Regions from separate parts of the Homo sapiens genome. Here region 1 is linked to region 2. The links are chromatin contacts, found by Hi-C or POLR2A ChIA-PET in ENCODE. All regions are on one chromosome and are shown on one strand. Each heading gives the region's core, a stretch centred on a gene start or an enhancer-like site at or near the end of the contact. The rest is flanking DNA. Distances are from core to core; before and after follow the strand shown.

Evidence for each region. Hi-C counts contacts between places; a loop is a spot of excess contacts on that map. ChIA-PET counts read pairs that join two places held with the same protein, here RNA polymerase II (POLR2A). Pooled maps may share reads with other maps.
Region 1: a map of GM12878 shows a loop between it and region 2 (4-fold over the local background). The contact joins two enhancer-like sites. A Hi-C loop is called at or near these places in 9 of 168 maps with a recorded cell type or tissue (Caco-2, Calu3, GM12878 and 5 more), 13 of 37 single-sample maps with no recorded cell type and 19 of 50 pooled maps. POLR2A ChIA-PET finds 5 or more read pairs at or near these places in 5 of 52 experiments (GM12878, OCI-LY7, WTC11 and 1 more).

What each region holds. Positions count from the first base shown.
Region 1 is chr15:67,959,885-67,964,930 of GRCh38, reverse strand. No RefSeq gene overlaps it. Among named protein-coding and RNA genes, the nearest start is that of PIAS1, 92 kb to the left of the region's middle. RefSeq lists enhancers at 1,785-1,954, 3,156-3,205. Within about 2 kb of position 3,115, at least 4 of the 41 ENCODE cell types and tissues checked have a DNase peak (open chromatin) inside an H3K27ac peak, as active enhancers do; they include GM12878, where a contact is called at or near this core.
Region 2 is chr15:67,860,837-67,866,008 of GRCh38, reverse strand. No RefSeq gene overlaps it. Among named protein-coding and RNA genes, the nearest start is that of RNU6-1, 23 kb to the right of the region's middle. RefSeq lists an enhancer at 3,203-3,292. Within about 2 kb of position 2,453, at least 13 of the 41 ENCODE cell types and tissues checked have a DNase peak (open chromatin) inside an H3K27ac peak, as active enhancers do; they include GM12878, where a contact is called at or near this core.

The DNA of each region.
Region 1 (5,046 bases), core at 1,866-4,365, 98 kb before region 2:
TCCATCAACTGATAAACAGATAAACAAATATGTACTCAAACAATGGAATATTATTCAGCCATAACAAAGAATGAAGTACAGATACATGCTACAACATTGAAAACATTATTCTAAGTGAGGCTGGGTGTGGTGGCATGCACCTGTAATCCCAGCTACTAGGGAAGCTGAGGCATGAGCATTGCTTGAACTGGGGAGGTGGAGGTTGTGGTGAGCCAAGATCATGCCACTATACTGCAGCCTCCTGGGTAACAGAGTGAGACTCTGTCTCGAAAATAAAAAACATTATACTAAGTAAAAGAACAAGTCATAAAAGGCCACATTTTATATGATTCTGTTTATGTGAAATGTCCAGAAGAGGCAATTTTACAGACACAGAAAGTAAATTAGTGGTTTCCAGGAACTGAGGAGAAAAGGTAATGGGGAATCACTGCCTAGCGGGTATGGGATTTTCCGTAGGGGAGATGAAAATGTGGTGAATATTGTACAATACTGTGACTGCACTGTCATTCATGGTAAATTTTACATTATATGTATTTTACCACTCTAAAAAACGTGTCATCAATTATTTCCCAAAAGACTGCTAATTCCTTAAAATTTTCTCTCACCTCCCCCAAAATAAACTTGTTTTAACAGCAAGACTATTTTTTTTCAAGTATAAGCTTATGCAGAAACTCTATCTCTGAAACAGATAAAAGTGGAAGTCTTGGAGTAGAGAGATCCCTGTGTCCCTTTTACCCTGTATGAAAGTCCCTAAGTAGTTGGAAATTTCTGGAGTGTCTTCCAGCCCTGAACTTCTGGGTTTGAAGGCTTAGTAAGTGGGTGTTGAACGAATGCTCTGCTGGACTGATCTAATGAAATGATCACCTGGATTGGTGACCACACTGGAGCTCCAGCTCTAGTCCAAGTCCTCTGTGGAATTCTGGCCACAGCTTGCTGAGCTCAGCACTGGACACTATCCTTGGAAAAGATGGCAAAGTGAGCCAGTCGTGGAAGGTCCGAGAAGGCCTGCTGTAGTGGGGAGGTACATGTGATGCAGAAGAGCTGGGGGCTCTGGAGCCAGTCTGCCTGGCTTTGATACCTGGATCCATATTTAGTAACTATTTTCTGGATGTTAAATTCCCGAACTGTCCATACATCAGGGATTAATAATACTACATATGGCATGGTGGTATTGTGAGGATTAAATACGTTAATTCGTGTAAAGTGCTTAGAACAATGCTTGGCACATAGAAAGCTCTCAGTAGCTAATCTTGGCTGGGCAGGGTGGCTCAAGCCTGTAATCCCAGAACTTTGGGAGGCTGAGGTGGGTGGATCGCTTGAGCCTTAGAGTTCCAGACCAGCCTGGGCAAATGATGAGACCCCCGTCTCTACAAAAATTACAAAAATTATTCAGGTGTGTTGGTGCATGTCTGCAGTCCTACCTATTCGGGAAGCTGAAATGGGAGGATCGCTTCAGTCCAGGGGTTGAGGCTGCAGTTAAGCTGTGATTGTGCCACTGTACTCCAGCCTAGGTGACAGAACCAGACTTTGTCTCAAAAAAAATAAAAAGAAAAAAAAGAAAGAGAGAGAAAGAAGAAAGAAAGAAAGAAAGAAAGAAAAGGAAGAAAGAAAGAAAAGGAAGAAAGAAAGAAAGAAGAAAGAAAGAGAAAGAAAGAAAGAAAAGAAAGAAAGAAAGAAAGAAGAAAGAAAGAAAAAGAAAGAAAGAAAGAAAGAAAGAAAGAAAGAAAGAAAGAAAGAAAAGAAAGAAAGAAAGAAAATAAATCATATTTTTATTCTAAAACTACAGTGGCCCCATTCATCATATGACTCAATACACTCAACTCTCTGGTGAGGGAGTATCTCTCACCAATGAGGGTCCATGGATGACCTTGGACCACGACTTGCCCGTCAACCTGGTTTCTCCTGTGTGGCACACATGGCTGTGGCTAATGAAGGAATATTCTCAAAATCTCTGCATAATTCAGAGATTAGGCTTGAATGTGTATTTCAATCCGCTCATCTTAACCCATAGGTATTGAAATTAACTGAATGAATTGCAAGTTGTTACTTTTGTTTGGTTCGTTTTGTTTGTTTGTTTGTTTGTTTGTTTGAGACAAAGTCTCACTCTGTTGCCCAGGCTGGAGTGCACTGATGTGATCAGGGCTCACTAAAACCTTAACCTCCTGGGCTCAAGCAATCCTTCCACCTCAGCTTCTTGAGTAGCTGGGAGCTGGGACTACAAGCACGCACCGCCATACCTGGCTAATTTTTGTATTTTTTTGTAGAAACAGGGTTTCACCATGTTGCCCAGGCTGATCTCAAACTCCCGGGCTCAAGCGATCCACCTACCTTGGCCTCTCAAAGTGCTGGGATTACAGGCGTGAGCCACCTCACCCGGCCTACAAACATTTTTTTTAAATGAAAAATTAAAGAATAGAATGGAAAAGAATCAGATAATTGGGCTAAGTATTAAGTAAGTACTGTTTGTTGAAACTTCTGTGTCCGTTTGTGTGTATGTGTGGCCATGCACACCTATGAACTGGGTTATGATATAACATGTATTTCTTACTAAGGGTTGCAGTTAAAAAAAAAAAAATTGAAGGCCGTGATCTGGTAACAGCCAGGGATTTTCCAAAGGCCACCTGAGCTGAGCTGAGGCGGGCTAACTGCTCTAGGAAAGCAGTCCTGACTTGGTAGGCGAGACTGAATGATCTTGAGCAATTTGCCTATCCCCTAACAAAGCTGGGACGGTAGCCTGCACTGGGGAGTGGAATCAGGGAGGAGGGAAGATTCTCCAACCGAAAGATAAGGATATTTGATTGGTGGGACAGGTGACCTGATACTTGAATCAAGTCATGAGAGCTTGGCAGACTTCACTAAACACACACACACACACACACACACACACACACACACACACACACCTACACGGATCATTTAAGCACAAGCCAAGGGCCTATCTCAGGCATTTAGCTGTCCCTTGATCCTTTCATTGTATTTTGTCTTTTCTGGTCTACTCTATTCCCCAGGATTATCTGGGGGCTCCAGAAACTCCGCCCTTTTTAAACAAATGACTCATGCAGATTCATTTCAGAACCACAAGTTTTCTGGCTGCCCTGACCCCTCCCTTCTCGCCTGCTCTCCTGGGTCCCAGCTCTTGCTGGCAGCTTCAGCCCTATGCAGACTCAACCCCTTTCTCCCATCCCCCAGCATGGAAGACAGAGATCCCCTATACACAAAGTTAGAAGAGGAGGTTTGGACTCTCCCAACATTTGGAGTAATTGCCACAGCCCTGGGCAAAGGCTGCCAGCTTTGTGGAAGGTGTCTCTGGGGACTTCGCAGCTGGAGATTTGTCCTGTGAAAGAGGCAGAAAAGGAGTTGGAAGTGTTGCCGAGAATGAGGGCAGCTGACATACCTGGGCTACCATTCAGTTTTGCTTACCCAGGATTAAGTGGGGGAAGGTAAATTTGCCTTCTAGTGCTTGGGACTTCAAACCCCTACTCTCATTCAACACTCATTTGCATTCCTTGTCTAGAGTACAGCAAGCCTACAAAGCCAGGACATCAAAAGCCAAAAGAAGGGGGACTTGACCACAGCTGGGGAAGGATGTATTGAGACCCAGTTTTTAAGGACTATTCATGTGCTTTAAAGAGAGTTCCTCAGATGGCAGACTTTCAATCTAGTCCTTATAGCACCCTGGGTGTTACATTATTGCCAACATCTTTGCTTCAAATTGCCTATAAGCCATGACCACAGCCAGAGTCTGTGTACAAGTAGCTTCAGCTCTTTAAGTTTCATATTCTTCACCTGCAAAATGGTTCTAATAATAATATGTATTGCATAGGGAGTGATGAAGATAAAATTAGCTTGTGGAATCACTCTAGTACAGTGCCTAAAGCAAAATAGGCATATAACAGATCGATCAGTTATCACAAATGTCCTTACAATTGTACCATATTTTGTCATTGAGATATTTTAGAAAGTTAGTGAAAAACACATAAAGCAAAACCTCCCATAACTCAACTGTGCTTAGAAAGAAAGAACTATACAAAGTCTCACAAGACCCCACTTTCCACTTCTCAGATTAAACTGCTGTTAACCATTTGCTCTGTATTTATCCCTGCATACCTACCCATAAATCACTATTTCTTCATACTTTAAAAAAAGTGTAGAAATTGATTCATGCTGTTTATCCAATTTTTCAACAGGCTTTTTACACTTAATATACGATGAACATCTTTGTAGGTTAGTGTCTGTAGAGCCACCTCATTCTTTTTATCTACTGCCTAGGTTAACCATGCACCATGCATGGTTTATTTAAACATTCCCTTATTAACATTTCAGTTTTCCATTTTTGCTATTATATCCCAGAGCTACAATGAAAATCTCATCCATGTATCTTTATGCATGTGCATGAGTTTTTCTGTATGCCAGATTTCTAGAAGTAGATCTGCTGGATCACTGAGTAGGGCACATGGTAATGTTAATTGACATGGCCAAACTCTATTCCAAAAGGTTGTGTGATGTACCCTCCACTAACTATATCAATGCAGCCATTTTCTTACTCTTATCTGTCATTTTAGTTTTATCCAATCTGACAGACAAAAACCTGATTGTTTTATGTCATACGTCTTTGACTAAAGTAATGCTAAGCATAATTTTATGTCTTCTGGAGGTATGCATTTTCTCCTCTGTGAATTGTCTATTCAAACCTCAAACCATTTTTCTATTGGACCTTTCATATTTCCTTTTTAAACTGTAGAGCACTCTTTGTATAGGAAGGACATTTACCTTTTATCTGTTACATGTGTTGCTAATATTTTTGTCCACTCTGTCATTTGCCTTCTGACTTTGTTTATGGTATCTTTTTCCACTTATAGTTTTAAGATATTTTATGTAGTCAGATGTGTTCATTTTTCCTTTATGACTTCTAGATTTCTCCTCCACTTGTTTAGAAAGCCTTTGTTTTCTGACTTTCTTGAGCCCACTGCTACAATCTCCATCCACTCTCCCATGACAGCTGGCAATGAATGTCCTCACTGAGCCTGGCTCTGTCTCTCAGGCCAG
Region 2 (5,172 bases), core at 1,204-3,703:
TCCTTTGTGTGCTGTGGGGCAGACATTCTCACGCACTGCAGGTGGGAATGTAAATTGGCAAGATCTTTCTGGGAAGCAATTTGGTAACCTGAGTCAAAAGCCTGAAAAATATTTGCACCCTTTGTCCCAGTAATCCTACCTCTAAAAAATTCATCTAAGGAAATAATCAGAAATGCTGACAAAGGTAGATGTTTAAAGATGTTAATCTCTCTGTTATTTTAACAGCAAAAATTGGAAACAATCTAAAGGCTTAACAATAGGGGATAACTTAAATAAATTGTACTTAAATGTAATAAAATACTGTACTATCACTAAAAATACAATTTTAAAAAGCATAATTGAATGGGAAACTGTTCATGAAGCAATGTTGGCTGTGAAGACGGCAGCACAGAAACAGTAGATACAGTCTGGTGCTGATTTTGTTACATATAAAAATAGCTAACACTTCTGGAATGTTAACTATTATATACGTTCTCTCACTCAATCCTCACAACATTCCTGTACAGTTAATACCGTTATTCACATTTTGTAGAGAAAGAAACCAACCAGAAAGAAAAATACCAATATTTGGCAGGGGGTACTGATGAATTTTATTTTCTTCATTCTCTTTATTTTCCCATTTTTATTTATTTTTATTTTTTATTTTGTAGAGATGGAGTTTTGACATGTTGCCCAGGCTGGTTTCAAACTCCCGGGCTCAAGGGATCCTCCCACCTCGGCCTCCGAAAGTGCTAGGATTACAGGCATGAGCCACTGCATCCAGCCTGTATTTTCCAATTATTTAAAGAGGAATTATTATTATTATCATTTTGTCAAACAGAAGTCCTGAATCATTGCTCCTCTTTCTGATTTATATATGCTAGTAGTGAATATTTTGGACAATACAGAGAAAATGCAATTTCCATTACTGCTACTCCAACTGCCACAGACAGCCACTGTGGACAGTTTGGCTTTTGTATTTCTATTTGCCTCTAAAATGTGTATGTAGACATATGCACTTTAAAAAGCAAACACGCCGGGCGCAGTGGCTCACACCTGTAATCCCAGCACTTTGGAAGGCCGAGGTGGTGGATCGCTTGAGGCTGGGAGTTCGAGAGCAGCCTGGCCAACATGGTGAAACCTCCTCTCTACTAAAAATACAAAAATTAGCCAGGCGTGGTGGTGTGCGCCTGTAATCCCAGCTACTCAGGAGGCTGAGGCAAGAGAATCACTTGAACCTGGGAGGCGGACGTTGCGGTGAGCCAAGATCGCATCACTGCACTCCAGCCTGAGCAACAGAGTGAGACTGTGTCTCAAACAAAAACAAAACAAAAACAACAAAAAAAGATCATGGAAACGTGGCTGTACATAGAACTCTACAATTTGGGCCGGGTGCGGTGGCTCACGCCTGTAATCCCAGCACTTTGGGAGGCCGAAGCGGGTGGATCACGAGGTCAGGAGTCCGAGACCAGCCTGATCAACATGGTGAAACCCCGTCTCGACTAAAAATACAAAAGTTAGCCAGGCGTGGTGGCGGGCGCCTGTAGTCCCAGCTACTCGGGAGGCTGAGGCAAGAGAATTGCTTGAACCCGGGAGGTGGAGGTTGCAGTGACACAAGATCGCGCCACTGCACTCCAGCCTGGGTGACAGAGCGAGACTCCGTGTCAATAAATAAATACATACATAAATAACAACAACAACAAAAAAGAACTCTACAATTTGAGTCCAAAAGTGGCTGCATTTTGATGTCCAGGGGTCGCCGTCCTGCGGGAAGAGGATGTGCAGCGCCCGTTTCTGCTGAAGGGACCAGTTTACTTACGCCAGGCAGACAGCCATCTCTGTGCTGCCCCACCCCAAGAGCTCCAAGTCTGGGCCTAGGAGAACTGAGTTCCTGTCCTAATTCTGCCATTTACTAGCTCTCCTAATCAACTTTTTTCTTTGGGAGCCCGTTTGCCCACTTTCAGACGGGGCAACAGTTCTTGTCTTGCCCACTTTAAGGGAACACTGTGACGTTCCAAGGGGCTGACGGGTGTGACTGGTTAAATCCCGCACCCAAGACAGTGGTCTTGGGACTCCTGTCCCTCCTCCCCATTTCCCGCTGCCTCAGGAATCCTTCGACCTGGCTTAAGGAGAAGAGAGGCCAGCGGCCGCGGGAGGGGCAGGGACCTTGTGCCCTGCACAGCACTAGAGACCAGAAGCTCCAGGCTGGCTTTCCAGCCTTCCCGCCCACTCAAGAGTCCTGCGGCGCGCCCTGCATAGTGGAAGGACTCGCCGCGTGCGGACGCGTAAGGGAGGCCCCTGGAGTGCAGCGGTGGAAGAGGGGAAACGCCGGGACTCTGGAAAGCAGGCTGCGTGGCGTCTACTTCCAACGCACGTTTTAAAGGCACTGCGGGCGCGAGCCGGCGCAGAGGCTGGGGCCCTCCTCCGCGGAGCCGCCGCCCTCTGGTGGCGGCGTGCGAAAGTTACAGCAGTTCGCTCTGCCCCGGCTCCCCGCGCAGGGGTTGAGGGACTGGGTTGCCACTCACACATATTCTAAGCCAGGGGCCCTTAGGGAGCTCCCAATTGAGACCTGAAACCGGCCCGAAGGGGAAGCCTGACATGGGGAAGCCAGGACTGGGACCTGGGACTCCGGCTGCGCCCCCGATTGACGCTTACAATAGCACAATTATGGTCATTGTGAACGCCAAAAGCCCCAGACAGTTAAGATTTCATTCAGGCCATTGCAATAGGGAGAACGTTCATTAATGAGGAGCATCTCAAAGGGGACTGGGGTTTTAGAGAGGCAGGTAAACAATGGAGTCATCAGCGAATCTTAGGGAATAGTAAGAAAGGATGGAGATCCGTATTTCCTTGGGATGCGAGCTTAAGGTGGTCCTTTGTGGCTTAGCTCTTTCCTTGGAACTTAAAGAGGTTGGAGAACTTTATCGTCGCTGCCTTCTGGAGGCACAGGGCTCAGATAAAGGTCAACATTGTCATAGTAAATGGTGCATGATGCAGGACAGCCATTTAAGAGGTGAGGGAAGTGAGACCCAGACCACCCAACTGAAATTTTGTGGCTGAAGCAAGATTCCAACCTGCAGACACCAAGACAGCAAAAAGTCCCCAACATGAAGTGCAGAGTTCCCTTGGAGAGTAAGATCAGAAGCTCAGGATGAGTTCCGCCAACAGCGGAAATGACGTCCTCCAAGACATGGAATCAACCTACGTCTCCATCAACAGATGATTGGATAAATAAAATATGATCTGTATACCCAATGGAATCGTGTTCAGACACAAAAATGAATGAAATTGTGTCTTCTGCAGCAGCATGGATGGAACTGGAGGTTGTTAGGTGAAAAAAGTCAGACACAGAAAGACAAATACTCATGTTCTCACTCATAAGTGGGAACTAAATAATGTATACATATGGGTGTGAGTATGAATGATAGTGGACGCAGAGAAGGGGATGTGGGGATGGATGATGAGAATTCACTTAATGGGTACAATGTATGTTATTTGGGTGATGGATACCCTGAAAGCCTGACATCACCACTACGAATTCTGTGCATGTAACAAAATTATACTTGTATCCCATAAATTTATACCAATCCAAAAATAAATAAATAGAAAGAAATTACCTGCTCCACAGCTTCTGGTTTGATAGAACGTATTGGAGAAGCATTGGGATTACCCAGATTACCCCAGGTATAGGGGAAGGGGGCTATGAAGTTACAGTGAAGACCCCCTAGTCAAGCCTCAGGAAGGGCCAGAAACAAGGCAGGTCTGGGATTCACCTGCTGTGTCTGTCTCTCTTTCAGCCAGTCAGTCGGTCAATCTCTGTCTCCAGGATACCCACTGTTATCTCTTCCACCAATCTCCATTCCCCCAACTTCAACTGACATCTGGCCTCCTACAACTACCCTGGTCCCTGAATCTACTCAACCTTCCAGTCACAGAGTTCACTTTTTTTTTTTTTTTTTTTTGAGATAGAGTCTCACTCTGTTCCCCAGGCTGGAGTGCAGTGGCACAATCTCGGCTCACTGCAACCTCCACCTCCCGGGTTCAAGCAATTCTCCTGCCTCAGTCTCCCGAGTAGCTGGGACTACAGGCACATGCCTCCACACCTTGCTGGTTTTTGTATTTTTAGTAAAGATAGGTTTTCACCATATTGGCCAGGCTGGTCTTGAACTCCTGACCTCAAGTGATCCACCTGCCTCGGCCTCCCAAAGTGCTGAGATTACAGGTGTGAGCTACCACACCCAGCCACAGAGCCCACTTGTAACTGCAGCTTCCTACTGTATCTTTTAAGATCCCTCTCGAACAAGTTCATGCCTTCATGCCAGGGCATGAGTCAGCGGCTGCAGCCAGCCTATTCTCTCCCTGGCCTCTGGGTCCTGGGTTGTGTGGGGTGGGATGAGTGGGCTTTCATAATCTGCTTTTCACAGGGGATAGGGGCAGGACAGCTGCCCCTAGAAGCGTCAGGAGCGGCTGCATCAAGGCAGTCCAAGGCTAAATTTTGGAAGGCAAGACTAGACATGTCATCATTTCCAAGCACTTAAGCCCACTCATGGGTCCTGAGCTTCTTCTTCAGGAGGGTGTAGACTGAAGAGGGTGATCTGAATGGCTAGAGAAGAAGCAGCTAGAGTGACAAGCCTGCATAGCAGCCCCAGAAGTGTCCCTGGCCTGGCCCATGGACCCAGTTGTCCAGCCTCCTTGTCAACCATCTTCTTTCTCAGCATACGTGTTCATGCCCTAGGCCAACAGCAGGCAGACTACAGGCTGCAAAGCTAAATCTGGTCCCTCACCACTGGTTTCTGCTTGGTCTGAGAGCTAAGAATGGCTTTAATGTTCTTAAAAAAGTTGAAAGAAGAGTAATATATTGGCCAGGCATTGTGGCCCACGCCTGTAATCCTAGCACTTTGGGAGGCCGAGGCGGGTGGATCACCTGAGGTCAGTAGTTCCAGACCAGCCTGGCCAACATGGCAAAACCCTGTCTCTACTAAAAATACAAAAATTAGCTAGGTGTGGTGGTGTGTGCCTGTCATTCCAGCTATTCAGGAGGCTGAGGCAGGAGAATCACTTGAACTCAGGAGGCAGAGGTTGCAGTAAGCTGAGATTGCGCCACTGCACTCCAGCCTGGGCAACAGAGCAAGACTCCGTCTCAAAAAAGAAAAAAGAGAGAGTAATACATCAGGACACATGAAAACTGTATGA